Regions from separate parts of the Homo sapiens genome. Here all the other regions are linked to region 3. A link is a loop called in an ENCODE intact Hi-C map of the cell type or tissue named here. Cell type or tissue: IMR-90. All regions are shown on one strand. Each heading gives the region's core, and the rest is flanking DNA. Links, peaks and the distances in the headings are about the cores only. Region 1 has its middle 26 kb from the start of TFB1M. Region 2 has its middle 63 kb from the start of TFB1M. Region 3 has its middle 40 kb from the start of NOX3.

Region 1 (10,136 bases), core at 1,463-9,462, 150 kb after region 3:
TATTCCTACCAAACTACCAATGACATTTTCCACAGAACTTGAAAAAAAAACTATTTTAAAATTTATATGGCACCAAAAAAGAGCATGAATAACCAAGGCAATCTTAAGCAAAAAGAACAAAGCTGGAGGCATAACATTACCTGACTTCAAACTATACTACAAAGCTACAGTAACCAAAATAGCATGGTACTGGTACAAAAACAGACACATAGGCCAATGGAACAGAAGAGAGAGCCCAGAAACAGACCAACACACTGTGACCATCTGATCTTTGACAAAGTTGACGAAAAGCAAGAAATGAGGAGAAGACTCCCTATTCAATAAATGGTGCTGGGATACCTGGCTAGTTATATGCAGAAGATTGATGCTGGACCCCTTCCTTACACCATATATAAAAATTAACTCAAGATGGATTAAAGATTTAAATGTAAAACCCAAAACTACAAACACCCTCAAAGACAACCTATGCAATACCATCCTGGACACAGGAACAGGTAAAGATTTCATGACAAAGACACCAAAAGCAATCATGACAAAAGCAAAAATTGACAAATGGGATCTAATTAAACTTAAAAGCTTCTGCACCACAAAAGAAACTATCAACAGAGTAAACAGACAACCTACAGAATGAGAGAAAATATTTGCAAACTACGCATATGACAAAGGTCTAATATCCAGCATCTGTAAGAAACTTAAATAGACGAGAAAAACAAACAACCCCATTAAAAAGTGGTCAAAAGACATGAACAGATACTTTTCAAAAGAAAACGTACTTGTGGCCAACAAGCACATTGAAAAAAAAGCTTAATATCACAGATCATTAGAGAAATGCAAATCAAAAACACAATGAGATACCATTTCACAGCAATCAGAATGGCTATTATAAAAAGTCAAAAAATAACAGATGCTGGTGAGGCTGCAGAGAAAAGGGAAAACTTATATACTCTTGGTGGGAGTGTAAATTAGTTCAACCATTGTGGAAAGCAGTATGGCAATTCTTCAAAGATCTAAAGATCTACCATTCAACCCAGCAGTCCCATTGCTGTGTATATACCCAGAGGAATTTAAATTATTTGACCATAAAGACACATGCATGAGAATGTTCACTGCAGCACTATTCACAATAGCAAAGACATAGAATCAACCTAAATGTCCATCAATGACAAATTGGATAAAGAAAATGTGGTACATATATACCGAGGAGTACTATGCAGCCATAAAAAGAATGACATCATGTCTTTTGTGGGAACATGGATGGAGCTGGAGGCAAACTAACACAGAAACTAACATAGCTTCTTAGCAAACTTACACAGAAATCCAAATACCGCATGTTCTCACTTATAAGTGGGAGCTAAATGATGAGAACTCATGAAGAAAAAGAAGGGAACAACAGATACTGAGGTCTACTTGAGAGTGGAGAAAATAACTATTGGGTGCTAGGTTTAACACCTGGGTGATGAAATAATCTGTACAACAAACAGCTGCAACAGAAGTTTACTTATATAACAAACCTTCACATGAACCCTGAACCTAAAATAACAGGTTTTTTTTTTTAATTAGATGAGGCTGGAGACAGAGCTGGCCCAGATCACATGAGGCTTTGCAGATATCATAAGGAGTTTGGTCTTTAAGAGCAATTGGAAGCCATTCCAAGCTTTCAAGAAACATCAGATTTTCATTTTTTAAAGTTCATCTGGATACAGTGTAAGAAATGTATTACAGTTGGGAGGTGCTTCAGTCACCCTGAGATAGATGACAGTAGTGCCACTATAGGGAGCCAGTGAGTTAGAGAGGAGTGTATGCATAGTAGGGATATTTACAAGGTAAAATCCAAAGGACTTGGCTGTGTTAAAGAAATACACGAATGTATTAGTGAATCAGTCTTCAAAACAGTCCATATTTACTTAATCTTCCCACTTGCCATAATGACTAAATTTTAGAAAATTTCTTTATGCAAATGGTAATTTTTTAAAAACAGAAAATATAAAGCTCCATCTAATATTAGTGTTTTACAAAAAAAGGCATATGAGCTTTTATACCTTATGGACCTTATTCCAAATAGAAGATGAAGAGTCTTGAATTCAGTTATTTTTTCCCTGTGAATATATTTGTATGAGACTCTTCTAGGTCTCTGATTCATTTCCTATATTTATTAATATGTAAATGTTAATAGCCTCCTTTAATTTACAGCCAAGCTACAGATCACCATTTCTCAAAGTGTGTTCCCCAGAACTAGCCCTTTTTTTCTTCAATAATGGTTAAATATATAACAGTTTCATTACTGGAGGCTTTCAAAGCCTTTAATATGCTAACATGCATTGTGAACTTCCAAAGCAGAAATCTGGAACACATCTCAACTCATGTGTCATGGAATGCGTTCCACTGAACATATCAGTGATCTGGTATTCCATAAGATCCCTTAAGTAACAGGCCATGTGCATCTTGGCTTAGCTCCTTGAGCAAAGTTTTTCATATAACATGTCTGTATAATTTTTTAAATGAATGACAATATGGATTAAGAGTTGCAAACTTTAAGACCAAGTCTGTTAGCTAAGTGACATGACAAAGGACTGACAAATGCCCTATGCCTCTAATGAGGGCATCAATAGAAGGACAGCCAGCTAACTTGTTGATATGTAAAAAATTTTTAAAGGGAAGCCAAAAATCCATATTTCTATATGAAATTTCATACTATTTCTTAGTGCCTCAGGCCAAACAGAACATATAGGCTAAAAGTTTGAACTTCTAAGACATTCGAACACACATTACATTTCACTACTTAAAAAAAAAAAATGGTCAGGCGAAGTTGCTTAGTGGAGTAACCAAGAATCCTCCTGTGAGATCCATAAAAGCTTTTCTTCCTTTTAAGGAACTCACACTTTTAATTTTCCATTATGAAAATTTCCATTTCTATTTTTTAATTTTCTTCTTGAGGAAAAGTAACTCCTTCACTGCCTGGAGGCATCATTAGAGACCCTAAAAGAGATAACTTAGCAAATAATACTGTTAAACCTTGAAAGAAATCATTATTTCATTATAAAGCACATTTTCTCCCTGGTTCAGGAAAGACCAGGTCATTCAGGAATAAAGAGCAATAGAAAAGCAATCCCATTTGAGAAAGCACATTATTACACCAGAGGCAAACACTTAGATATAGCAATGCAATCAGACCAGAGTTTAATTACAGATGTGATCGTTTATCTGTTTTGCTAAAAAGAAGTAATGTGACTGCTTAAACTACAGTAAACTCTCAGTTATTTGGGACCTTATTTATCAACTTATTGGTTACCCACCCCAATTTTTTTCCTTTCTTGCTAAGCATATTTGTCTATTTCAATACTAACAGGTACAGGAAAATGCACACTTAGTAAGTTTGCATTTCTTAAATTTCATTAAAACTACCCACAAACGTACACACACCATACATACAGGGTTAGGTAGTCTATGTTTTGTTTCTTATTTATGCTGTTTCTATAATGGGTGCTTTATTGTTTACCATGTGATTAAAATTCTATTCATATATCTTTTTCCTTTTTTATCATTTAGAAGTCCAGCATGAATAGTGGGGAAAAAAAATGTAGTAGTAGTATGGTTCTATTTCGTAAAAATCAATTGTATTTTTAAATGAAGTGTTTACTTGAAACAATGAGATTTTTTACTGCTAATGAAACCGTATATATAATAACACCTCTCGAAGCTGAAGATAACTTGTTTCCTGACCTCAACAGTCTAAAAAATATCCAATAACCAAGAAAATGGAATTTGAACTAATACGTCTGCATGAGCCAAAACAGATAATAACAACAACAAATAATGCCATCACCTCATGCAGCCAGGGCAGGCTGTCTTCAAATCCCTTTAAAAGATTTTCATAAACATAATCTCATTTGATCTGCTAAATAGCATTATAGTAGTTTCCCCTTATCCATGGGGGACATGTTCCAGAGCCCCAGTGCGTGCCTGAAACCATAAATAGTATAAAATCCTATATATACTACTTTTTCCATACATACATACAATAAAGTTTAATTTATATATTAGGCACAGTAAGGGATTAACATTATCAAATAATAAAATAGAACAATTACAAAAATATACTACAATAAGTTATGTGGATGTGCTTGCTCTCTTTATCTCTCTCAAAATATCTTATTACACTGTACTCATTGTTCTTCTGATAATTTGAGATGATACATGCCTACATGATACATGAAATGAGGTGAATGAAGTAGGCATTGTGATGCAGCATTAGGCAACTATTTGACTTTCTGATGACCCTTCAGAAGGAAGAGTGTCTGCTTTGGGTGATCCTGGATCATCAAGCCATGACTATGTCAATGGTTGGATGTCAGGAACACATGATGTCAGTGGCTAACTAGGTAGGTAGTGTAATGGGCAGGTGGATACACAGGACAAAGGGATGATTAAGGACCTGGGTGGGACAGAGCAGGATGGCATGAGAGTTCATTGTGCTTCTCAAAATAGCATTTGATTTAAAATTTATGACTCGTTTATTTCTGAAATTTTCCATTTAATGTTTTTGTACTGCAGTTGACCATGAGTAACTGAAACCACAGAAAGCAAAACCACAGATAAGGAGGAACTACTGTGTAATTTTTAAAAGGGTTGGCAATCTTATTCCCATTACTCAGATGAAAATTGTAGGGTTACCGTATTTCATCCAAATAATGACAATGACTGGAGCACTATTAATAATTATGCCTGGACAACAAACATAAACTTGAGATGGTCACAGGCAAACCAGAACATACAGTCATCCTAGAAATACTATGTCATAAAGTCATGCTTTTGCTTAGGCAAGCTCCTCAGGCCATCTCTAAGAGCTTATTTGCTCCTGCTAATAGGTGATGTACCTCCCCCATGAGGCAAGATGTTATTTGTGGCTAAGGGGAGCAAAGTCAATCTAGAAGGGTAGGGTTGACCTGGGAGTCTAAAACAGATGAATTAGGCTAATGGTACAAATCACAATGACCAGGGCACTTAGTGAACTTGTGGCTAACAACAGATCCCAAAGGGGCCCAGCCTCAGCTCCAGCCCATACTGTTGTAACAAGGAAGAACGTTGCTTTTCAAAGACCTGCTGTGTGATGCATGCCTGAGTCAATGAGACAGGCCCGCCAGTCTCCTTCTCACAACAGATCCCAAGGGGACCCAGTCTCAAATCCAGCCCCTCTAGCTGCAGTCAGGGACCTATATCACCTGTGCAGAGACCTGCTGGGAGGCATACCCATCTGAGCCATCAGGACAGTCTTCTGGACTTACTGGCCAGTATTCCCACTCAGCCCCAGTACCCTCCTTGGGTCCTCACCAGGCTCATCTGAGCCAGAAGGCCACACAAACTTTGGAATCCTCACAAGACCTGGAGTAAGCCTGAGCTTATAGTGTCCTCTAGTGCTGAGACAGCTACAGTGGTCACAGGCTCAGGAAAACCAAGACAGTCTGCTTAAAATCCCTAGAAGGCCCTCTGACAGGGACAGGCACAAACAAGGCCAATTTGTGAAGGCTAAAATGAATACCTAATCCCTCAATGCTCAGACATGGTCACACGTCACAAGCATCAAGAACGTTCAAGGAAATATGACCTCACCAAACAGACAAAATAAGGTGCCAGAAGCTGACCCTGAAAGTGATGGAAATGTGTAATCTCTTGGACAAAGAATTTTAAATAGCTGTTTTAAGGAAGCTCAACAAACTTCAAGAAAACACAGAGAATCAATTCAGAAATTTATCGGAGAAATTTAAGGGAGAGATTGAAATAACTTTTTAAAAATCAAACAAATCCTGGAGGTAAAAAATACAATTAATGAGATTAAAAAATGCAATAGAGAGCATCAACAGCAGAACTGGTCAATTGGAAGAAAGAAATAGTAAGCTCAAAGACAGACTATTTGAAAGTCAGAGGGCTCACGCTTGTAATCCCAGCACTTTTGGAGGCCGAGGTGGGTGGATCACCTGAGATTGGGAGTTTGAGACCAGCCTGACCAACATGGAGAAACCCCATCTCTACTAAAAATATAAAATTAGCTGGGCGTGGTGGCACATGCCTGTAATCCCAACCACTTGGGAGGCTGAGGCAGAAGAATCACTTGAACCCGGGAGGTGGAGGTTGCGGTGAACCAAGATCGCACCATTGCACTCCAGCCTGGGCAACAAAAGTGAAACTGTTTAAAAAAAAAAAAAAATCTTTGCCTAGACATATTGTCATTAGGTTATCCAAAGCTAAGACAAAGGAAAGAATTTTAAGAGCTGTGAGACAGAAGCACCAGGTAGCCTATAAAGGAAAATCTATCAGATTAACAGCAGATTTCTCAGCAGAAACCCTATAAGCTAGAAGGGACTATCTTCAGCCTCCTCAAACAAAACAATTATCAGCCAAGAATTTTGTATCCAAGCAAAACTAAGCATCATATCTGAAGGAAAGATAAAGTCATTTTCAGACAAACAAATGCTGAGAGAATTTGCCATTACCAAGCCAACCACTATAAGAACTGCCAAAAGGAGCTCTAAATCTTGAAACAAATCCTGGAAACACATCAAAACAGAACCTCTTTAAACTATAAATCACACAGGACCTATAAAACAAAAATACAAGTTAAAAAGCAAAAACAAAAACCAAAAAACCAAAGTACCCAAGCAACAAAGAGCATGATGAATGCAATGGTACCTTCAATACTAACATTAAATGTAAATGGCCTAAGAGCTCCACTTAAAAGGTACAGAACTGCAGAATGGATAAGAACTCACCAACCAACTATCTGCTGCCTTCAGGAGACTCACCTAAGTATTCACATAAACTTATAGGGGTGGAAAAAGGCATTTCATGCAAATGGAAACCAAAAGCAAGCAGGTGTAGCTATTATATCACAGAAAACAAACTTTAAAGCAACAGTGGTTAAAACAGACAAAGAGGGATATGACGTAATGGTAAAAGGCCTTGTTCAACAGGAAAATATCACAATCCTAAACATATATGCACCTAATACTGGAGCTCCCAAATTTATAAAGCAATTACTAACAGACCTAACAAACAAGAGAGACAGCAACACAATAATAGTGGGGACTCCAATACTCCACTGATAGCACTAGACAAGTCATCAAGACAGAAAGTCAACAAAGAAACAATAGACTTAAAACTATACCTTAAAACAAATGGACTTCACAGACTTCCATCCAACAACCACAAAATACACATTCTATTCAACAGCACATAGAACTTTCTCCAAGATAGACCGTATGATAGGCAATAAAACAAAGCTTAATAAATTTAAGAAAATTGAAATTATATCAAGCACTGTCTCAGACTACAGTGGGATAAAACTGGAAATCAACTCCAAAAGGAACCTTCAAAACAATGCAAATACATGGATATTAAATAATCTGTTCCTGAATGAGCACTGGGTCAAAAGCAAAATCAAGATGGAAATTTAAAAATTATTTGAACTTAATGATAATAATGACATCACCTATCAAAACCTCTGGGATATAGCTAAGGTGGTGCTAAGATGAAAGATCATAGCCCTAAATGCCTAAATCAAGAAGTCTGAAAGAGCACAAACAGATAATCTAAGGTCACACCTCAAGGTACTAGAGAAACAAGATCAAACCAAACCCAAACCCAGCAGAAGAAAGGAAGTAACCAAGATCAGAGCAGAACTAAATGAAATTGAAACAAAAAAAAACACAAAAGATAAATGAAACAAAAAGCTGGTTCTTTGAAAAGACAAATAAAATTGATAGACCATTAGCAAGATTAGCCAAGAAGACAGAAGATCTAAATAATCTCACATTATTACAACTGATACCACCGAAAAGAAAAAGATAATTCAAGGCTACTATGAACACCTTTACACACATAAACTAGAAAACCTAGAAGAGATGGATAAATTCCTGGAAAAATACAACCCTCCTAGCTTAAATCAGAAGAATTAGACACCCTGAACAGACTGAAATGGTAATTTAAAAGTTACCAACAAAAAAACGTCCAGGATCAGATGGAGTCACAGCAGAATTCTACCAGATATTCAAAGAAAAATTGGTACCAATCCTTTTTTTTTTTTTGAGACGGACTCTCGCTCTGTCACCCAGGCTGGAGTGTACTGGCGCGATCTCAGCTCACTGCAAGCTCCGCCTTCCGGGTTCATGCCATTCTGCTGCCTCAGCCTCCCAAGTAGCTGGGACTACATGCACCCACAACCATGCCCAGCTAATTTTTTGTATTTTTAGTAGAGACGGGGTTTCACCACGTTAGCCAGGATGGTCTCGATCTCCTGACCTCGTGATCTGCCTGCCTCGGCCTCCCAAAGTGCTGAGATTACAGGCGTGAGCAACTGCACCCGGCCGGTACCAATCCTTTTGACAGAGATCCTTTTCACAAGATAGAGAAAGAAGCAACCCTCCCTAATTCGTTCTATAAAGCCAGCATCACCCTAATACCAAAATCAGGAAAGGACATAACCAAAAAAGAAAACTACAGACCTATATCCTTGATGAACATGGATGCTAAAATCCTTAAAGTACTAGCTAACTGAATCCAACAACATATCAAAAAGATAGTCCATCATGATCAACTGGGTTTCATACCAGGGATGCAGGGATGGTTTAACACACACAAGTCAATAAATGTGATACACCACATAAACAGAATTAAAAACAAAAATCACATGATCATCTCAATAGATGCAGAAAAGGCATTTGACAAAATCCAGCATCCTTTATGATTAAAACTCTCAGCAAAATCGGTATATAAGAGACATACTTTAATGTAATAAAAGCCATCTATGACAAACCCACAGCCAACATAATACTGAATGGGGAAAAGTTGAAAGCATTCCCTCTGAGAACTGGAATAAGACAAGGATGCCCACTCTTATCACTTCTCTTCAATATAGTACTGGAAGTCCTAGCTAGAGAAATCAGACAAGAGAAAGAAAGAAAGCACATCCAAATTGGTAAAGAGGAAGTCAAACTGTCAATGTTTGCTGATGATATGATCGTTTACCTTGAAAACCCTAAGGATTCCTCCAGAAAGCTCCTAGAACTGATAAGAGAATTCAGCAAAGTTTTCAGATACAAGATTAACGTACACAAATCAGTAGCTCTTCCGTACATCAACAGCAACCAAGTGGAGAATCAAATCAAAACCTCAACCCCTTTTAAAACAGCTGCAAAAAATAAAATAAAATACTTTGAAATATATCTAACAAAAGAGTCAAACTACCTCTACATGGAAAACTGCAAAACACTGCTGAAAGAAATCACAGACAACACAAACAAATGGAAACACATCCCATGTTCACGGATGGGTAGAATCAATATTGTGAAAATGACCATACTGCCAAAAGCAATCTACAAATTCAGTGGAATCCCCATCAAAATACCACCATCATTCTTCACAGAATTAGAAAAAACAATTCTAAAATTCATATGGAACCAAAAAAGAGCCGACATAGTCAAAGCAAGACTAAGCAAAAAGAACAAATCTGAAGGCATCACACGATCTGATTTCAAACTATACTATGAGGCGATAGTCACCAAAACAGCATGGTACTGGTATAAAAATAGGCACATAGACCAATGGAACAGAATAGAGAACCCAGAAATAAACCCAAATACTTACAGCTAACTGATCTTTGGCAAAGCAAACAAAAACATAGAGTGGGGAAAGGATACCCTTTTCAACAAATGGTGTTGGGATAATTGGCTACCCACCTGCAGGAGAATGAAACCGGATCCTCATCTCTCACCTTATACAAAAATCAACTCAAGATGGATTAAGGACTTAAACCTAAGACATGAAACTATAAAAATTCTAGAAGATAACATTGGAAAAACCCTTCTTAGGCAACGATTTCATGACCAAGAACCCAAAAGCAAATGCAATAAAAACAAAGATAAATAGCTGGGACCTAATTAAAGGGCATTTGCATGGCAAAAGGAACAGTCAACAGAGTAAACAGACAACCCGCAGAGTGGGAGAAAATCTTCACAATCTACACATCTGATGAAGGACTAATATCCAGAATCTACAACGAACTCAAACACATCAGTAAGAAAAAAGCAAACAATCCCATCAAGAAGTAGGCTATGAATAGACAATTCTCAAAAGAAGATATACAA
Region 2 (10,136 bases), core at 857-8,856, 120 kb after region 3:
AAGAGCTCAAAGATTGACTCCTTGGCTCATGGTCACGTGATAAATATAATCAATTTTCCCTAAGTAGTCTTGAATAGGGGTAGTTGTATATATTTATCTTCCCACATAAACATTGTTTCTAAAAGACAAAAACCGAGCCTGCCTTCAGAGGGTTTACAATCATGCAGGGAAATAACACTAGGCATACAAAAAAAAAAAAACCAAGAACAAACGATCCAAGGCAGTATATATATGATTAAGAGAAAAAAGAATGTGCACAGTGGGTGTGTTGACATCTGGTTTTTCTGACCCACCTGACACTTTGCAAGTCTTTCACCAGCAGCAGCTACTCACTCCCACATCTGCCTCACTAGGGTAGGAATGTGGCTACTAACCCGCTTGGTTTTGTGTAACCATATTTTTTTGCAGGCCAAAATAGCCTAAGAGTGAAAATGTAAACAGAGAACATTTTTATTTATAATACCAGTTTACCAAAAAAAAAAAAAATCTGACTCTGTTCTCATAAATTTATAGCTAATGATTCTGAGAATACCCAGAACAGTTCTCTGTCATTATCCTCTTTTCTTGTACCGGCTCACGGTGGTGAAATGTATCACTCATCAAAGGTCAGCCATGGTTCTGACATGGATTAAAGACACTGCTAACAGGAGTCAGGAGAAGAAAGTGCCTAAGAATCTGGGGTCAGATGCTGCAGTCCTAATCCCAGTCAAATGTGCATGATAGCCACAGCACTGAGGCTTGGATGATCTAATGCCACAGTGGGAGGTCAGGCTGTCACCACCTTAAGATCATGATCAATGTCAGTGTCATTAATGGTGAGACAACCAGAAAGTAGATACTTCTCCCAGCGTGATGCTACTTAACACATACAGCAACGCATATGAAGGATTCTTGCTAAAATGTTTTACTTGAATCTAATTGAGACTTTAAATACAAGAGATAGAGGAATGGGTTAAATGACACCACAAGGAAACAATGAGACAAATACAGAAGGAGGAACGTTACAAAGGACAACAGTTCTGGTCCCTTCAAAAGCCAATGTGATGATTCATTCTTTGAAAAAAAAAAAGGCTATATTGTACTATTTTAAAAAGAAAGGAAGGAGGACTTTTCTATATTAAAAGATAGTTAAGAGACATCATAATCAAATGCGACATTTAATTTGATTCTGGTTAAAGCAAATGAGCTATAAAAGACATTCGTGGTGGGGAATTGGGAAGATTTGAATATAGCTGAATATTAGATGATATTGGAGAGCTGTTGCTAATTTTGACAAGGGTGATAATGATGGTATGATTATGTAGTAAGTGTCCTTATTTTTCAGAGGTGTATATTGAAATATTTAGGAGTGAACTGTCATCGTATCTGTTACTTAGTTTAAAATACTTCCACCAAAAACCTACTCAAATACAGCAAAACGTATATAATTATTGGATGTGGATGATGAATCCGTGGGTAATTCTTATTCAGACACTTTACTTTTCAATATGCAAATTTTCATAATAAGAACATTTAAAGGGATGATTTAATGCATGTGAATTGTTTAACAGAATTCCTGGCACACAATAAATGCTTATTAATATTGGCTTTTATCATTATTGTTGTTTTTGTTATTTCCAAGCTGTCAGTGCTGCTGCTGATGCCTGCTGACGTTACCATGAAGGCTGCTGCCACCCAAAGGTGAGAGCATAGATGTAGATTCGGAGCATCATCTCCAGTTCCTGCCTAAGCTGCAAAAGCCAGTGCTGGTGAGGCCTTGTGCTCTCAATAACCCAGCATTTCTCTTCTTCCTCTTTTAGCTTTTCATCACTCTAAATGTAGTCTGTTCCACAGAAACTGGACAGAATGATAGCACTGGGCTCCACTCAGGAACACATCTCCTAAGATATTGACGAGCAAGCTGTGCCGCAGTGGGGTGAGGGTTGGAAGAGGGAAGGCTCCAGAGCCCGGGCTTCATTCTCTCACGCGAAGAAACAACAGGGAGAGGACACTCTTGGAAACTCTCCAGCTCCCTCACTCTTCTCTAAGAAAGAGAGTTGCTTTATCTCGTTGACAAATTTGGAAGCAAATACTGGGCATGAGCAGCTCAGCTCCTGCCCATACAGGACTCAAGCTCTGGTGTATTCTCCACATGCCAAAGCTCAATGGCACACTCTGTCCCTGCAGCGGGAGCCTATGGCATTGCCTGTGATTGGGGGTGAGGTTATCTATTCTGAGATTCAAGATGGAAGCCTCCATTGCCCCTCCTAAGCCATGCTTTCCAGCACTGTAATAAAACTGGATTTTTTTCCCTCTATCTCCTTTATTCCACCTTATCACTTGGGTTAGCATTCAGATGGGGGGAAAGAGGCTATCATGTGTCAACCTTCTCAAACCCCAACATTCTGGACCAAACACGTGAGCCTCTAATTTTTCTACTGAGATAAATTCTTTTCCAGGTCCTTCATATAAATAGATACACATTCTGCTTTGTGAGTCCTGTAGAAATGCCCAAATATGCCTGCATTTTAGAAAAACCAGTTGACTTGCGATTTCTGTTCTGTGTGTGTGTTGTTGTTGTTTTCGTAGAGATGGAGTCTCGCCGTGTTGCCCAGTTTGGTCTTGAAGTCCTGGGCTTAAGCAATTCTCCCACCTTGGCCTCCTAAAGTGCTGGGATTATGGGCATGAGCCACCATACCTGGCCTGTTCTCTGTGTTTTTAAAAAGCTTAATAAACTAGCTATCTACATATCAAACTCTTAGAACTGGGCAAATGGGTTGTATATCCATCTTATAGTTAGGAAATGTTGAAGTTGAACATTCTGAGTGAAGCTGAGTGAAGTATGAAATTGCCACCATCTCTCCAGCTATTCTAATTTTTCAAATTAAAAAGAGGAAAAGAACAAAGCTCTACGTGCTGCAAGTGTGGAATTAGTAATCAATTTTTGCTATGGCTTGGGGGAATACTAAAGTAAATCTTGGAGCTGAAATGGAAGCCCTCTCAGTAACCATCTTGACCTCTTCCTTCCCTAATAATTTCAACTATCAGCAGATATATTTCCTATGAGGGTATGTCACCAAATTAATAATGCAAATCAACAAATACCTTGGATTTTGATGAGTGCAGAAAACACCTACACATGAACCAAATAAACTAAAGACAACTATTTTTACATATTTTTACATTGTGGTAAAATACACATAACATAAAATTTACCATCTTAATAATTTTAAAAGTACAATTGAGTGCCATTAAGCACATTCACATTATTGTACAATGATCACTACCATCCAAATCCAGAACTCTTTTCATCTTACAAAATGAAATTTCATACCCATTGTACAACAACTCCTCATTCTCCCACCCCTAGACCCTTATGGGTACCACCCTTTCTGTCTTTATGAATCTGACTAATCTAGGTTCCTCATACAAATGGAATCATACAGTATTTATCTTTTGGTAACTAAAGACAATTATTTTAAGTGGCTTCTGTATATCCTCTGCATGTCACTTATATATGCCTTGCCATAGATTTATCTGCCTGATATTCCACCCAGGAATTGCACCAAAACATAAGCCAGGCTAGTTGACATTCAGAAGATCATCTTTCTACTTGATTTTTGTATCTAGAAGTCACCATGTCAACAAAAGCCACCAAGTCATAGACTATTTTCTTTGTTTGAAGTTAAATTCACAAAGTCAGAACACTCCCAAATTTGCCTTGTGCAAAGAGCCCCCTCTACACCAATTTCTGGAAGCCTCCTACATGCGGTATTACCCTAGGCTACAGGCAGCAGACACCAAGAAGAGAGGCCAAAAGCTAGACTCAGAGAGCCAAAATAAGCAGCCAGAAGTCTAGAGGGAAGGCTACCAAAAGAAAGTGAATATCAACAGGCAACATCACAGGCAAAGTAGTCAAAACTGAAGTAACGCTCACTGTGAATGTTCAATAGTGCCACTGGAGTACAACTTACCACGTGTGACATATGCTGACCCCCACCAGCAAAATGTGTCTAATATAGGAAAAACACAGTAGGAAAATACTCTGTTATCCATTTTTATTATTTAATATTGAAATGAATTACTTTAATTCTATGTCTCAATTCAGTCATCTCATTTCTACCCGCAGAGATACCAAATCCAAAATCTGAATGGTGTCTCACCATTTAATTCAATTTCTTCTACATAAAGAGCTTGCTTTACTTAAAAATTAAAAAAAAAAAGGCTTGTTCTGAGGACCCAGAGGAAAGAGAGATCTTTTGCCTTGGATAGTCATTACTCTTACAAGTCATTTTGAGAATAAAAAATCAAAATTAGTTTGAACTTTTGACCTGAAAGAACATACACTAAATATCATGAAACTATGATTAGAAATAGTTTTGAGGAACCAATGATAATGTTTTGCTCTAACTGAAACTGCTACAGGTTGAGTATCACTTATCCAAAATGCTTGGGACCAAAAGTGTTTGGATTTCAGATTTTTTTTTAATATTTGCATTTTACTTATTGGTTTAGCATCCCTAATCCAAAAATTTGAAAATCTGAATGCTCCAATGAACCTTTCCTTTGATCATCATTTCTGTTCTCAAAAATTTCAGATTTTGGAGCATTTCAGATTTTCAGATTAGGGACACTCAACCAGTATTTATAAAACTTGGTAACTAATTCTGAGACCTGGTACTTTTTTTCTCATTTTGAGCAAATTCTACCTTTCTGTGTGCCTTCAATTCTTCATATGCATAGTCAAGATGGTAATTTTCAAAGTTCTTTGAGGTCCTGACAAACAGGTATTTTCATCATCACTGAAACATATTAAAGAAATAAGCAATTAAAACTTCAGACTTACCTTAGTCCATTTTGAGCTACTATAACAAAATACCACAGATTGGATAATTTATAATAAAGAGACATTTATTGGCTCATAGTTCTGGAGGCTGGGAAGTCTGAGATCAAGGGGCTGGCCTCTGGCAAGGGCCGTCTTGCTGTGTCAGAGGCAGAAAGCAAAAGGAAAAGAGAACAAGAGCAGGATGAATTTGCCCTTCTGTAATGGCACCAATCCCACACATTCGGGTGATGTCCTCCTGGGCCTAATCACCTCTTAAACTTTCCACCTCTTAATACTGTTACAATGGCAATTAAATTTCAAAATGGGTCTTGGAGGAGACAAGCATTCAAACTATAGCAAGACTTTAATTCACATGAAAGTGTCATGGTCCTAGAAATGACATCTCCATATGCCAAATATCAGACCACTTGGGCATATCATTGCTCCTAACATACAATCTACTATATAGTCTTAGACTGTTAGAGGTAGAGTCTGGGAAGCCAACTACAGAAAATTCTTCGTTTTTCAGTAGAAGAAACTTAGGTCTAGACTGGTTTAACTTATTTGGTTAAGTCTTGTAACCAGAATAAAAATTCAAACCTCTTGAATCTGATTTCAATGCTATCTTCATTACGCCAAAGAAAAATACCTAAATAGTGAATAAAGTAATGAGTCTTAGTTTGGAATCCACCTCCTAGGAGATTCTCTGAGTCATGTCATCCTAACCAAACATCTCCAAGACAAGGGATACTACTGAACAGAAAAAAGCTGGGTCCATGAGGTTAGATAAACTGGCTCATAAATAGACTGTGTTGGCCATGATCCATGTGCATAATGGCCTGCTGTAACACCTACAGCAACCTTCATAAAACAGGCTGCTAATGTTGGGGAAAACAAATAGTTAACAATTGTAGGGGCTCAGTTTGAATCACTCCTGGGCCAAATTTAAGTTATAAGTGACTTCAGTCCAAGTTCCAAGTAAAGTAGATTCTACGAAGAATTTTAAAGATAAGCAGATTTCCAGTGTCTGAATATGTAGACGAGATAATGATATAAGGAAGAGAATTGTAGAACCAGCATATCTTTTGGGATAAGTAGAACCTATACAGAAAAAGTAGGCTGCCATCTGAGGTAAAATAGCACAAGGCTGTTAAGGTATTTTGCAAGTTTCAGAAAGTTTAAAAGTAAGGAATGGGGAGGAAAATGGATGGAAACATAATATCTGACTCATCTAAGATTCAAATACAGCAATCAAGGAGACGGTTGAGGGTATATCTGGAAAATAAAATAAGGATAACAAAATAAAGATGCCCTAATCTAAGAACTAATGGATGAAAGAGGTAGTGAAAGACCAATTCAGTATGCAAAACTGCTTCAAATAAACATTAAAGACTTACCAGACCAAATGGCCATATGGGAACACTTGGCAACAAATGAAGACTATGATATAATTAGCAGGTATGGAACCAGCTAGTCTCTTGCTGCCAAACAAAAACTCCGTATAGGAAGGATATAGTGTAGGCACACAGGAGAAGATGTGACTTTGTATTTTAAGACACTGTAAACCAGGGATGTCCAAACTTTTGGCTTCCCTGGGCCACATTGAAAGAAGAAGAATTGTCTTTGGCCACACATAAAATACACTAACACCAATGATTGATGAGCTAAAAAAAAAAAATCACAAAAATATCTCATAATGTTTTAAGAAAGTTTACGAATTTGTATTGGGCTGCATTCAAAGCCATCCTGGGCCACATGCAGACCACAGGCTGCGAGTTGGACAAACTTGTCTTCAACAAAAACAAGTTGCAAAACTGTAAAAGAAAACAAAATATGATAGAATCACCGTGGATAGAAATGCTATACTTAAATATCTAGATTAGGGGTTGGCAAACTACAGCCTACAGGTCAAATCTGGCCCCACTGCTTATTTCTCTATAATTTTCAAGTTCTCATTTTTAAATGGTTAAAACAATCAAAAGAAGAATAACACTTCATGACACATCGAAATGGTGGGAAATTCTAATTTCAGTCCATAAATAAAGTTTTATTGGAACACAGCCATGCTCATTTGTTTACATAGTGTCTATGGATCTGGCCTTTTATAGAAAAGTTTGCCAGGCCCAATCTAAATAATACAACAGAGCCTGAAATACTAGAGGGTAGTAAAGTTGCAAAATTATCACTAGTAGTCATAAATGAGGAACTTCAGTTATCTACACATTAATTTGTGGAAATGTAAAGTTAAGATTTTGATTAAGACAGCTACTTCCTATGACATGCCATTTTAAAACTTACAGGGAAAGGACCCTCTATCCAAGGCTCCATGTAATGGGTATGAGCTGGATAGAAAGTCCCTGTTGGAAACATCCATATAAGCATGATTCCAGACTGACTGAGTCTGCCTAAAAAAAAATCAATGACATGGGGCCCTAGTTTGAGAAGGAAATTATTTTTTAAAAGTGATGTTAGTAAGAAAAGTTTAAAAGGTGAGATAACAATCCAAAGAAAATTTGAAAATTATTTTAAAATCTATTTTGGAAGGCCATGAAAAATGTAAGCCACAGAGCAAAAGATGAGAATTTCAACAGTAAAAACAACAATAACAGAACTCCATAGACTTTATCAGTGAAGTTTAGGAAGAAAAGATACTGTTGAAAAATGCATCATATTAAAAATTAGTGTGCCCAAGTGGAAAAAATCATAAGGAATATCAAATATAGCAGAATATATACAAAAAAAGTTTTAAAAGCTAAAAAATAATTAGCCAACATTTCTGAGGGACCAACCTCAGTAATAAAATCTTTGTTAGAAACATGGGCAGCAGAAGTCGATGAAACCAATTGATTGATGACCATGATATGAAAAGTCCATTCAGGTCTGAAAAGGAGATAGCAGAATGAATAAGTGTATAAAGGAAGGCATTAGTGACATTCTCGCTCCTAAATTAACTTTTGAAGCAGATCAGTCACAGGTACAAAAATCAAACAGCAATAAATAAACTAGATGTTCTTGGCTGAATCAATAATGCATTTGGTCACAATTTTCTCTCCTGCAATTGAGTAATCACTGGAACTAAACGGGCTCCACCCAAGAGTTTAGAAGAAACTCAAGGGTGAAATTTTGGATCCATTGAAACTTGTGTAGACAAATCAATTTAATGGAGGACTGGCAAACTAGTAATGTGACAGGCATTCATGAGTAAAGACCAAAGAATATGGCTCCCTGTACACTTCAGTGTGACATAATCTACAGCTAGAAAGGCAAAAGAGTTTCTGAAGGGGAGGTTATACCTCCCCAATATTTCTAAGGATGCATATGAAAAAAAGAATCCAGTAGGTGTCTTTATTTAAATACTTAGTAAAACTTTGATAAAAGTCCACGAAAAATCAAGTAGATTTAATAATATGTCTTATTACAAAAGTAATATATGTTCTTTGTAAATGTGGAAAGTACAGAGATGCAAAGAGAATAAAATTAAAATAATTCATAATCCAGCTAACCAGAGATGTCCACTGCTAATGTTTTGCCATACATTATTTGGGAGCAAACGTGGAATTTCATTAACTGTTTTATCTTGGAAGATAGCTGACGATGGCTCCAAAAAACGAGAGAAGGGCAAGAAAAAATATTTTTTTTAAATTGTTCCAATTCACAAATGGATGATATGACATAACAAGAGATTATTTCCAATGAAATTCTCATATTTGCACATGACGCTGTTATTTTTAATAGTGAAATATTATGCCGTTTATGCAGAGGAAACTGAAAACTTCACAATACTGCATATGGGCGCAGAAAACTGGCAGATGAAATTCCTTATAGGCAAGCGTAACAGAATACATTCAGGGGAGTATAATGCCAATTACCTGGAAAATGATAGATTCCCATCTACAATACTATGCAGCATGCCATCATTACAAACTATACCCTAAAGGCAATATACCGATTTCACTAAAAGATCAAAACTGATGCAGAAACCAATATTCTACTCTCAAAAATAATGGTATATCCACAGCTAGAATACTCTGTGCATTTAAAGTCCTTCTACCTTAACAAGGGCCAAGATGTTTCAAAGAAATGATCAAAGAGATCAAAGAAGTGAAAACACTTGCCTATGAGAATCAGTGTTAATAATTGGCATTCTCCAGTCTATAAAATATAAATGTGATAGCTGAAATATAAATGAAATAAAGGATATAAAACAGTGATATTTCTAGAGTAGGTGATGCCCCTTAACCCAGGGCCCATGGACTTTAGGTTTACAAACTTATTTAAAGGGCATGCACATTTTTTTCATATTTATATGTGAGTGTGTATACATAAATATATACTTATATTACCTATAGATATTTCTCCTGTTCAGTGGATGTATAGTGATCATCAGATTCTTAATGCGGTTCATAAAAAATCTCAGGAACTAGTGGTCTAGATGGTAGAGGTGTGGCTTCGGTGAATAATTCCTGGCAGCACATCTTGAGGCTTGAATGAGAAAGCTTTAGTACCAATTTACCCCATGAAAAATAAACATATGGAACTCATTTCCCTGATGACTGCTGTAGACTAAGAAGGCAAGAGTGTCTTGTAATGTTTGAGGGAGGTGTTTGAGGTGGATCTCTAAGCTTCTGATGTTGGGGCTCCATGACGACAGAGACTGAGGTCTGCTTTGTTCACCACTCTATCCCTAGTGCTTAGAACAGGGCCTGGCACATAATAGATACTCAGTAAATACTTGTTGAATGGATTAATTTATGTGCTGAAGGATAGCCATACCCCCATTTCCAAAAGAGAGAGAGAAAGAGAGAGAAGAAAGACAGAGAGAGGGAGGGAGAAAAGGAGGAAGGATGGATACACTGGAGTGGAAGGGGAAGCATGGCTGTTCTTCAGCACATTCATTTATCAATTTAACAAGTATTTACTGAGTGCCTGATATGCAACAGGCACTGTGTTCTAAGGTTCTGTTTTTAAACACTCAATCTTGGTGGCGTGTCAGAGGCAGTTCCTGCATGAGCTCCAGGTCTGCCTCTGTGTGGCATTTCTGATATATACAAGGATGAGGCTGTTTCCTTCCTGCCCTCATTCCCATGTCCTCATCTCATTTTTTTGTTTGAGCATCTACCACAGTGAAGACACCTAGATTGCGGAGGCAGGAGTGGCATCATGTCAGCAAAGAATTATGTGAATTTGGCCTACAGGGAATAAATCAGAAATGAAATATCAAAGCAATAAAGAGTTTATAAGAATTTATGAACATAAAACGTGCACAACTGTTAAATGGAACACAGTCAAGCAGATTAATTAGTTAACATTTGGAAAGTGCATTAAAGATGAA
Region 3 (10,136 bases), core at 1,355-9,354:
TATAATTTAGCTAATTTTAAATGGTTCTAACATCATTTAAATCTAGGCAAAGCTAGTCTGGTTTGTATCAGACAGGCATGCTCGCTTATCGGCAAAGGGACACTTTTTGAACAAGAAGCAGTTGGAAGACAATTCCTCATGGATCTCTTGCATTTCTGCATGTCTTTTGACTAGAGGAATTGGCAGCTTTTTACAGCACAGTCTTTTGGAGGATATTTGTATAGCAACAGCCTTGGAAGATATAGTACCTTTCTCTAGGGCACAAGGCTGATTTGTCTGCAATCAGGATAATAAAATGTCTCTTTTCAAGCCAAGGTTGGGCAGATTTTCTGGCAGCCCCCTTTAAAACAGTGGTTTCTGAGATCCCTTTAAAAGCTCAGAGTTTCTCAGCATGAGGCAAACCCACTGCATGTGGAGTATCCACCTAGGCTGCTCCACATCATGCCCCTGGGTATCAGGGCGCAAGGGAAACATTTTGAACATTATGACGTTCCTGCTTCGTGAGTGCCATGAGTAATAATATCCTTTGTCTCTAGCCCAGGAGTCTCGTATCTTCTACAAGCATCCATGAAACTGTGACAGGTAAACTTATTAGCTTGCAAATAGGATAAAATCTCAGACACTTCATAGTTTTGATAGCTGTAACATTTACATTGAGGTGACATTTCCAGATGAATATCTTTTCATGTAATAACAGGAAAGGCTTGAAGATGTCAGTGGAGGATTAAATGACACAAGATGGGGAAGTTATAAAGAGGTTTAGTCTTGTTGAAAGAACCAAATACATAATATTGGTTCCCAGGGGCTGCCAATGTAAGGTCTAATGTAAAAGTCAGAAAGAATACGATAGAGGCAGAATTTCAGAACACAGCGGTTTGATTTCATGATCTAGCTATATTGTCTACATAATTTGTACAAACAGAAGAGGGTGACAGGAAGCCAGAATCTGGGAGAATCAGGGCACGTATATTCTATAAGTCTGCAAATAAAATAATATTCAGAAAGCTAAAATAGTTCTGTAGCACCTCTTTCTTTTGGGCCTCCTGGCATGATCATCATATACACTACATGCTTGAAATTCTAGATGGAGGGAAGGATTGAAAAGGTGTGTTGTAGGAACAAGTTGCAAATCACAACATTCCAGAAAAATAAATGCTCTGGAATTACAGAAATAAGATTATACTGTCTACACTCATGTTTATCACCTAACAGAGGATATTTGTACATTGTTTTGTTCTTTTTATTTGTTTTATTCTTCTTACACAGAAAACAAAAATCTCGAGGCTTTGGATTATAAAAACTGCCTTGTTATTCAATAGGCGGTATAATAGCTCCATAAAATGCTCATGTGTAAGCCCTAGAACCTGAAATATGTTGCAAAACACAGCGAAAGGGACCCCGTGATGTAATTAGGTGACAAACTGTAAAATGGGTTGATTATTTTGGATTATCTGAGTGGACCTAATCTAATCACATAAACCCCTAAAATTGAGCAGAGAGGCTGGGCACAGTGGCTTACACCTGTAATTCCAGCACTTTGGGAGGCCAAAACGGGCAGGTCACCTGAGATCAGGAGTTCAAGACCAGTCAGGCCAACATAGTGAAACCCTGTCTCTACTAAAAATACAAAAATTAGCCAGGAGTGGTGGTGGGAGCCTGTAATCCCAGCCACTCGGGAGGCTGAGGGAGGAGAATTTCTTGAACCCAGGAGGCAGAGGTTGTGGTGAGTCAAGGGTGTGCCACTGCACTCCAGCATGGGTGACAGAGCGAGACTCTATCTCAAAAATATATATATAAATTAAAAAAGAAATTTTAAAAAAATTGAGCAGAGAACATTTTTCCAGCTGGAGGCAGCAGAGGTGTACCAGAAAAGAAGCCAGAGGGATTTGAAGCACAAAAGTGACTCAACCTATTGCTCCTGGAGGGGCCTCACATGAATGCATAAGAAGCAATATGGGCAGACTAGGAGCAAAGACTGGCTCCCAAGTGACAGTCAGCAACAAAATAGAGACCTCAGTCCTATAACCACATAGAACGGAGTTCAGCCAACAAACTGTATGAGCCTAAAAGTGGATTCATCTCTCAGTGTCCAGAAAGAATCAGCCTTCTGGACTCTAAGCAGAGGATCTAGCTGAGCTAAACTCTACCCAGACCTCAGACCTTCAGAGCTATGAGATCATACATGCGTATTGTTTAAGTGCTAAATTCATGGTAATTTGTTATAGCAGAAATAGAAAACTAATGTAAATACCAAACTCCCTCTGTAACCACTGATAGACAATTTGTATGAAGCTTTTATATTTGAGGATTCAAGCAATGATGACCCAATAAGCAAACCTGTGGAGATGTTGCCAGTTTTTAATTCAAGTATCAGTTATTTGCCTATAGACATTTGTCTAGTAAATGAAGTAACTTGATGAATAATTGAAACTTTGCTATTTGATACCTTTTCAATTATTCACTAACAAAAGAGAATAACAGTACCATTGCCAGAGAGTTTAGATAAATATTTCTCTCTTGAATTTATTTAACTCTTATACCATGACTACAATGTCAAAGCTATCACAACTGACAGTGAATATTGGAAAACTTCCTTTGAATTATTCTTTTAGGCATTGAACACGAGGTCCACTGTGGGTTAGTGGAGCACACAGGTTAGTATTTGCATCTTGCCCAGGAAATAACCTCATCCTTCTAAAAGGGGCTTTCTTGTTACTTTTGAACTATCCTTCCCAGCTAGCTTCCTAGCTAACTTTTCTTTGAGAATAAAATGTTTTGAAATGTCTAAACAGCAGGATTGACGTATTATCATCTGTGCTTTGGGGAGATGATAATATAACTGATTATTAGTTAATGCATAGCAGATTAGTAACAAACTTTAAGAATGATACTAAAGAACTGCAAAGAGCGGAAACGTCTCTCTAAGGTGCAGTGAGTGATTTGGAATGATCACAATTACTTATTTGCTAGCTCTGAGTCAATACTCCAGAGGAGGAACCTCATCTCAGGATTATTAACATGAGTGAAGAGTTAAGACCTGTTAATATCACAGGACAGTGGCTAGTGATATAAATCACCAATTATATCCTCAGAAGCAGAAGATTCTGCCTTCTTTTTTTTTTTTTTTTTTTTTTTTGAGACAGGGTCTCACTCTGTCTGTCACCCAGGCTGGATTGCAGTGGTGTGATCACAGCCTCTATCTCCCTGGCTCAAGTGATCACCTCAACCTCCTAGGTAGCTAGGACTACAGGCGAATGCCAACAAATCCAGCTAATATTTTATTATTATTATTACTTGTCTTAGAGATACAGTATGGCTATGTTGCCCAAGGTGGTCTCGAACTCCTGGACTCAAGCAATTCTCCTACCTGTGCAACGTAAAGAGATCTCATCTGTACTAAAAATCAAAAAATGAAATAGTCAAGCACGGTAATGCACACCTGTAGTCCCAGCCACGCAGAAGGAAACAACCTAAATGTCGGCCATTGGACAGCCTCTGGTCTACCATGATGTACCTAGAACACAATGGTGCTCTTACAGACCTGTAGAACTACATACCGTGGGCAGAGGGTGATGCTTCAAAGACAAATATTTTCCATGACTACAACATGCAGTATCAGAAACACATCACTGCCAGGTATTCACCTGGCCAAGAGGAAGACAGCCAAGTCTATACCTTTGGTGATGCCTGACTCCTGAGGAAAGAAGGCCCTAGGAAGGCAGGGTGGGGTTTATTCAGCCAGACAGCATGGAGCTACACCAGCCCAAGCCCTCTGTATTAGTAGCTTGGGCTACCATAGCAATGAACCACAGACTGAATGACTGAAACAATAGAAATCCATTTTCTCACAGTTCTGGGTGGCTTGTGGATTGCAGTAGGCATCAGTACTTCATTCCTTTGTATGCTTCTCTGTGTCTTCACGTGGTCTTCCCTCTGTACATGTTTGTGTCCAAATTTCTTGTTCTTAGAAGGACACCAGTTATACTGGATTAGGGCCCACCCTAATGATCTCATTTTAACTTAATTACCTTTTTAAAGGCCCTGTTTCCAAATGCAGCCACAGTTTGAGATACTGGGGGTTAGGCTTTCAACATCAATTTGGGAGATAGGACACCAATTTAGCCTATAATACCTGCTATCAGAGAAAGTCCAGAAGCACCTAAATCTAAAACTAAGTCCCCTTTTTCCTTTCATCCACCTGTCCTGATCTTGTACTGCCCTCTTCCATTCCCATGGCCACAGGACATGGATTTCTTTCGCCCCTTGTCTACCAAAGAATAGATAAACCTCCTAGCTTCCCTCAGATTTCTTTAGCCCTCAAAGATGCTCATGGCCTTCTGAACACTTCTATAGGTTTAAAGAATAGGGCAGTAAACATCCTTTCCCTCTTGCGGAACTTAGATCTTATTAGGAGGGACAAAGTCCCACTGGGAGGTTATTGTATATACAACAGGCCAAAGAAAGATGTACCCAGTTTATTGGGAACAATAGTAACTAACAGTAACATAGAACTTTACCACCAAAACTACATATACATATATCATCACTTTTGATCCCCATGGTAGTTTGTGAGAAAAATAGGACATCCGCAGTTTACAAATAAAGAATCTGAGCTTTAGAGTGTTTCCATGATTTGTCCATGGTTGTTAAGTTAGGTTATACAGTGAGAAAGATCCAGGGCTCTGATTCAGACCCAGGGGTTCTTGGCTCCTAATATTGATCAGATATATTGAGCTGCTGCCTCCCTATTTTAAACAAAAGTGAAGAGGTGGCATTTTTGATTCAGAAAAGGCAAGTGAGCCGGCGAGTGTACTTGCCAGAGAAGTGAAGAACAGATCTGGCCCCGGGAAAAGGGAGGGAAAAGCAAAGCGAGTGGGCTTCAATAATCAGGAAACACCGAGCTCCAACCGTGAGGGGAAAAGGCAGGCTTCTCCTCTCCCCACCTCTGCTGGCCTGAGGGTCACCAGACAAAAATTGGAAGTACTAGCTTAAGGGGAAGGGAGAGAAGAACGGCACGCAGAGGTGCCTAGGCTTCCTCCAAACCAAGTTTCCAAAAGGAAAGAGGGCAGAAACTATCCAAAGACATGGCTGCTGTCTTGCTAACCCCATGACCACAAGGGAGCAGGCTTGGAGCGCTGTTTCAGGCATTCCCCCAGGATTCTTCTTAATTTGCAGCCTGTGTGTGTCAAGCCTGGGTCTGCTTGCAGCCTGTTTACAGAAGAAATGGTCTGAGGAAGATAAACCTAAGGAGAAATCCTCACATCAAAATATTTTGTGTTGAAAGAAATTGCACAACCCTTCCCCCTGTCCTCCGGAAAGGCTTTTTATTTTCTAAAGGGCATGTTGCTTAAATGGCTCCAACCAAGGCTGCACAGAGCTCTTCAAAGGCCTTCTCTGGCTGCCCTTGGGAGACGGTGCCAAAACACATTAGATTTTGAAGCTCTAATTTGAAAAAATGTTTCTAATTCAGATCTCAGTTTCCTTTAGTAAATTTCATAGTATTATTTCTCATTATACCTCCTCTTGGCACTATATATAATCCTATCCTTCTTTTTACCCTTCAGCTGGCAGTCAAGAGGTATTGCATCTATCCAATTCATCACTTAGCTAAGACATGTAAAGCATATTGAGTTATTTTAGCCACTTTCTTCAGGCTTAAGTTCTTAATATGATCACTTTATCGTCCTCAGCACTCTTCTGGCAAACGATCTCAAAATTGCGAGGAATTTTAAAGATCGCTTTAGTCCAGCCACCCAATTGATATCTAAATCCCATCTACCCAGCAGACCAGTGAAACAAACTCCATGGTTACTCAGGCTTCAGGTAACTCAATACTTTGTGAACTGACCCTTTATTTATTTGAGGAGCAGAAGTATATTTTCTTATACTTCTTTCTTCTGGTGGGGAAAAAAACATCTGTTACTTCCAACCATTGTTCCGTGCTCTGAAGTTGAAACAGAAGTCTATGGTTTACAGATATAGCCAATCAAATATTAAAAATAACATTCAAATTCATTGAATATCCCAAGACGCTAGCTAAAATTAGGTAGTAAGTATGTGCGTTAGTTTTAACTATGAATTAAGCCATTTGTTTACTTATCTATTCATCAACTTGACTGGAAAGCACAAAGAAAACATCAAGGTGTTATTTCCTGAAAGTACTCCATTCTTCCCAATGCCTTCTTTTGGTCACTGCCTTACTTGTTCAAGGAGAGCCCTTACTTTCTCTATCATTTACCTATAATATTTTTTTAAATCCCTACTAGGTGGTTGGTAAGAAATATAATGTGAATTTGGACTAATAAGTGAATATGGACTAATTTGGGCTAATAAGTGAATATAACAGAGTGACTTAGCCTTTTCTGATATTATTATATTTTATCAGAGACCTTCAATATTTAACATAAGTACATGATGTTGCAAGCATCAGGTGACCTAGAAGTTTGAAAGGAGTGAGACTTTGAGTCTGGAAAGTGCTTTTGACCTTTTTAAAAGTAAACTTTATTTGTCTAGCCTAGAGCCAGTGCTGGAAAATACTAGTAATATGTCTCCGGTCCTAGAATAAATCCACATTTCAATGTTGAAAGAACTGCTTACATTATTTGCTTGGGGAGATGACTCAAGACGTCTGGCATAAGCCGCAAAACAGCTCAGGCGAATTGAATTTGCATGTAGGAAGTAAGAGGCTTACCATAAGCATTCTTCTGTGATTACTCACATAGTCAAGGGAAGAAAACTCCTGACTAAATTTTTGCACTCATTTTTAGAAATCCCTTTATTGTAAGGATGGAGAGATCCACTAGCTCAGTTGTCTTTCTATCAAGGAAGGACACTTAAACCTCCCTTGACTGGTGAGAGGTTAAGGATCTCCCAGGAAGGAAATGCCACTGCTTCTTGTGATTGTCTTTGCCAATGTACCATTAAAAATAAGACTGTGTGTCTCCTTGCCCCTCTTGCCCTGATTCCAACCCCTCTGAGTCTCCCTTTTTCTCTTCTTTTCAGAATGCCATTTTCACTCTCCTGACCCTCCTCCCCCCATCCACACCCCACCCCAGATTAATCTTTGCCAAGTGTGTTAGTCCATTTTCATACTACTATGAAGAAATACCCAAGACTGGGTAATTTGTAAAGAAAAGAGGTTTAATGGACTCACAGAGAGGAGGCCTCACAAGCATGGTGGAAGGCGAAGGAGGAGCAAAGTCACATCTTACATGGTGGCAGGCAAGAGAGCATGTGCAGGGGAACTGCGCTTTATAAAACCATCAGATCTTATGAGATTTATTCACTATCATGAGTACAGCATGGGAAAAACCTGCCCCCCTGATTCAATTACCTCCCACCAGTCCCTTCTACGACACCTGGGGATTATGGGAGCTATTTAATACAATTAAATAGGAGCTCTGGGTGGGGACACAGCCAAACCACATCACCAAGCAAGCTCTGGTCTGCTCAGAGTTCCAGTGACTCTATTTGCTTCCAGAATAAAAACCAAACTTACCTGGTGCTCCAGATTCTTCACCAGCCACCTTAATCCTACATTTTTAGGCTGACATCCCACACTCTCTTCACAAATCCTCTGACTTTGGCAAAGCTAACCATTGTGCCCACCTGCAGTGATGCAACCCTTTTCACACCAGCTCCTGGTGTCCTGCCAGCCTGAGAGTTCTTCCACACTTGCTTCCATGTGAGCGTGCCCTACCCGCCTTTAGCACGAATGCTTCCATGAAGATTTATTTGCTACTGCTCATGATTTCTCCTCCTAAACCCTTGGGGAATTGTGTTTTTTCCTTTCTTGTGATAGGTACATGGTCTAACTTGCACTGTTTTACCATCTTCCTCCCTGACTACATGCTCTCCTATAGCAGAGCCTAGTACCATGTCTTGCATCCAGTAGTGCTCAATAAGTGCTTATCAGATAGCATCAAACATTGGCCAGTAACCTGAGTTTATTCTCAGACTCAGATGCCAATGAAAAGAAATCAAGAAAGACTAAATGGCATATGTGCATGTTCATTTTAGCTCTTTTCAGAATATTGACCTTGATCACTTAATTCAAGGGAGTTTTGTGGTTATATCACTGAGTCCATTGTTATGTACATATGTGGCGATTAGAAGAAAAGGAAAAAAGTTCATACTTGCCTTCATCAAGTTTTAGTGCTGATAAACCATGCTAGAAACTATTCACATTTCCCTTGCTGCTGGCTCCCTCACCACTTTTTATTCCATTGGTGCTATTGTATCCCACTTAACATTTGTATGCTGTTCTCTTGAAGTCTTTGGAGTTCTTGCAGAGTATCACAATGCCTTATAATCAGTTAGAAAAATGGAACAATTCAATTTCCCACCAACATAACTCTGGGTAATCCTCCTTTGCTGCTAATTCTAAAAAGGACTGGAAAACACACACAAAAAAAATCACAGTGCTATTTCCTGAAATAATTCCATTCTCTCTGATGCCTCCTCCAAAGTGGCAGCAGAAGCAGAAGAAACAAGGTGATCTTCCAGGAGCTAATGGTAGTGCCACCATCCAGGACTGTAATAATTGAGCGTTAATGTCCTGAGCTGTTGCTTGTCATAAATCCTCTATATGTAAAACTCGAGCCTCTGCTACGCAAGATTAATGGTTAGTAGTGTATATAATATTTATTAAACCTCTTTTTATGTTGCTTGGCAATCTGTGCTACCATCAAACAAGTTGAAATAATTGACATTTAGCACATCAACCTGCTTTTGACTGAGAAGCATGACATTCATGTAGATAGTAAACATTTGGCAATTGCTGTAAATGTCTCCAAATTTAACGTCATGACCTTTTCTCAGGTAAATGTTTTTGGATAAAATGTAAATAATGATTCACTGTATGTCAAATACCACAGTATGTCAAATACTGTGCAATGTCAAGTTTACTGTCTTGTTACCCTCCAGAGGTTCATAGATTGGTTGACCTGTTGCATCTTTCAGTAAGTTTTATAGGAAAACTCACTATTATTTATTATAATTCATTGGGTTTCCCTACTTTGCCCTCACAATATTTCTGATTAAGAAGAAGTGTGGTTTGGTTTCACCATATAATTAAATGAAACTTGGCATTTTAAAAATCCATACTCCAGCATGAAAAAATTAATACTATTTCAGTGGCCTCAAAGCACAAGGATGCATAACATGCCATAGGATCTCTGGAAGCAGTCACTTTGAATGGGCAAGTGGAAGTAGCACTAACAGATTCAAGGGGCCCATCCTTTCACCTTCCAAGATCTCTGGGCTCTTCTCCAATCATATAACAAATGCTAATGTTATGAAAGCATAATGTAGCTACATCTGATTGTGCTACTCTACAAAAATTCATCTTCATTGATCAGTGTGAAAGGATTGCTCTAAATAATAGTCCAATAGTTCCTTCCAACTGACTACTACATTTAAGTGGTTTCCCTAAGAGGAACTAGACTTTTCCATGATGCTCACTTAGTACACACCAAGTATAAATGGAATTTTTTATGCATCTTCCATTCTTTTAGTTTAATAAAGTAACCCAGACAGAGTATTTTGCAACTGTCGACGTGATTCAGTTACAGTCTGTTAATATAGCAATAGAAATAGATATGTGTTGATGTGCTAACAATAAAATCAAATCTATTTAAATTTTTTTTTCAAAGATAAGATAGGCATTTAGGTCTAATTCCTAGAAAGATTTCTGGAAACTCATATAATCAGTTAAAAATAAAAAGGTATGAAGACCCATTGTGTACCTGATATTCACTTTGCATTTTGAGTATCTTTTTTTTTTAACATTCCTTTGACAGAATTTTCCTGAGTGCCTACTAAGAGAAAAAGGCAACTCTAGACATTGCTACTTCAGTTCTGAAGAAAACACCAAGGTGTCCTCCATCTTAAAGCCTACACCCTGGGAAAAACTTTATATTTGTCTTCTCTTTGTTTCCACAACACTAACTGGGAGTTAAAGCTATTGATACTTTAGAGACCATTTTTTCCAACACCCTCGTTTCGGACATGGAGAGTTTTAGTCTCAGAATTTATATATGACTTGTCCAAAGTTGCATACTTCCAGTGGCAGATTAAAGTAAGAACTAAGTTCTCCTGCTTCCTAGGGAACTTCACACTCTACCTACTTCATTCTC

The links. A loop is a pair of places that touch in the nucleus more often than their neighbours do. Peaks named below come from ENCODE experiments on the same cell type or tissue, not always from the same donor. Only the 100,000 strongest peaks of a DNase experiment are listed, where the experiment ranks them.
Region 1: it touches region 3 in a loop (7-fold over the local background); 5 of 110 quality-filtered maps call a loop at or near these places.
Region 2: a loop joins it to region 3, with 3 times the contacts of the local background. A loop is called at or near these places in 2 of 110 quality-filtered maps.

The regions. Positions count from the first base shown.
Region 1 is chr6:155,335,874-155,346,009 of GRCh38, reverse strand. No RefSeq gene overlaps it. Among named protein-coding and RNA genes, the nearest start is that of TFB1M, 26 kb to the right of the region's middle. In IMR-90, for the core only: a CTCF peak has its summit at 5,416 (motif pointing left); DNase peaks (open chromatin) are centred at 4,739 and 5,389.
Region 2 is chr6:155,372,669-155,382,804 of GRCh38, reverse strand. No RefSeq gene overlaps it. Among named protein-coding and RNA genes, the nearest start is that of TFB1M, 63 kb to the right of the region's middle. In IMR-90, for the core only: no CTCF peak of the experiment used is centred there; a DNase peak (open chromatin) is centred at 5,534; H3K27ac peaks cover 600 bases.
Region 3 is chr6:155,490,308-155,500,443 of GRCh38, reverse strand. No RefSeq gene overlaps it. Among named protein-coding and RNA genes, the nearest start is that of NOX3, 40 kb to the right of the region's middle. In IMR-90, for the core only: CTCF peaks have their summits at 1,861 (motif pointing right) and 5,120 (motif pointing right); DNase peaks (open chromatin) are centred at 5,183 and 6,653; H3K27ac peaks cover 3,314 bases.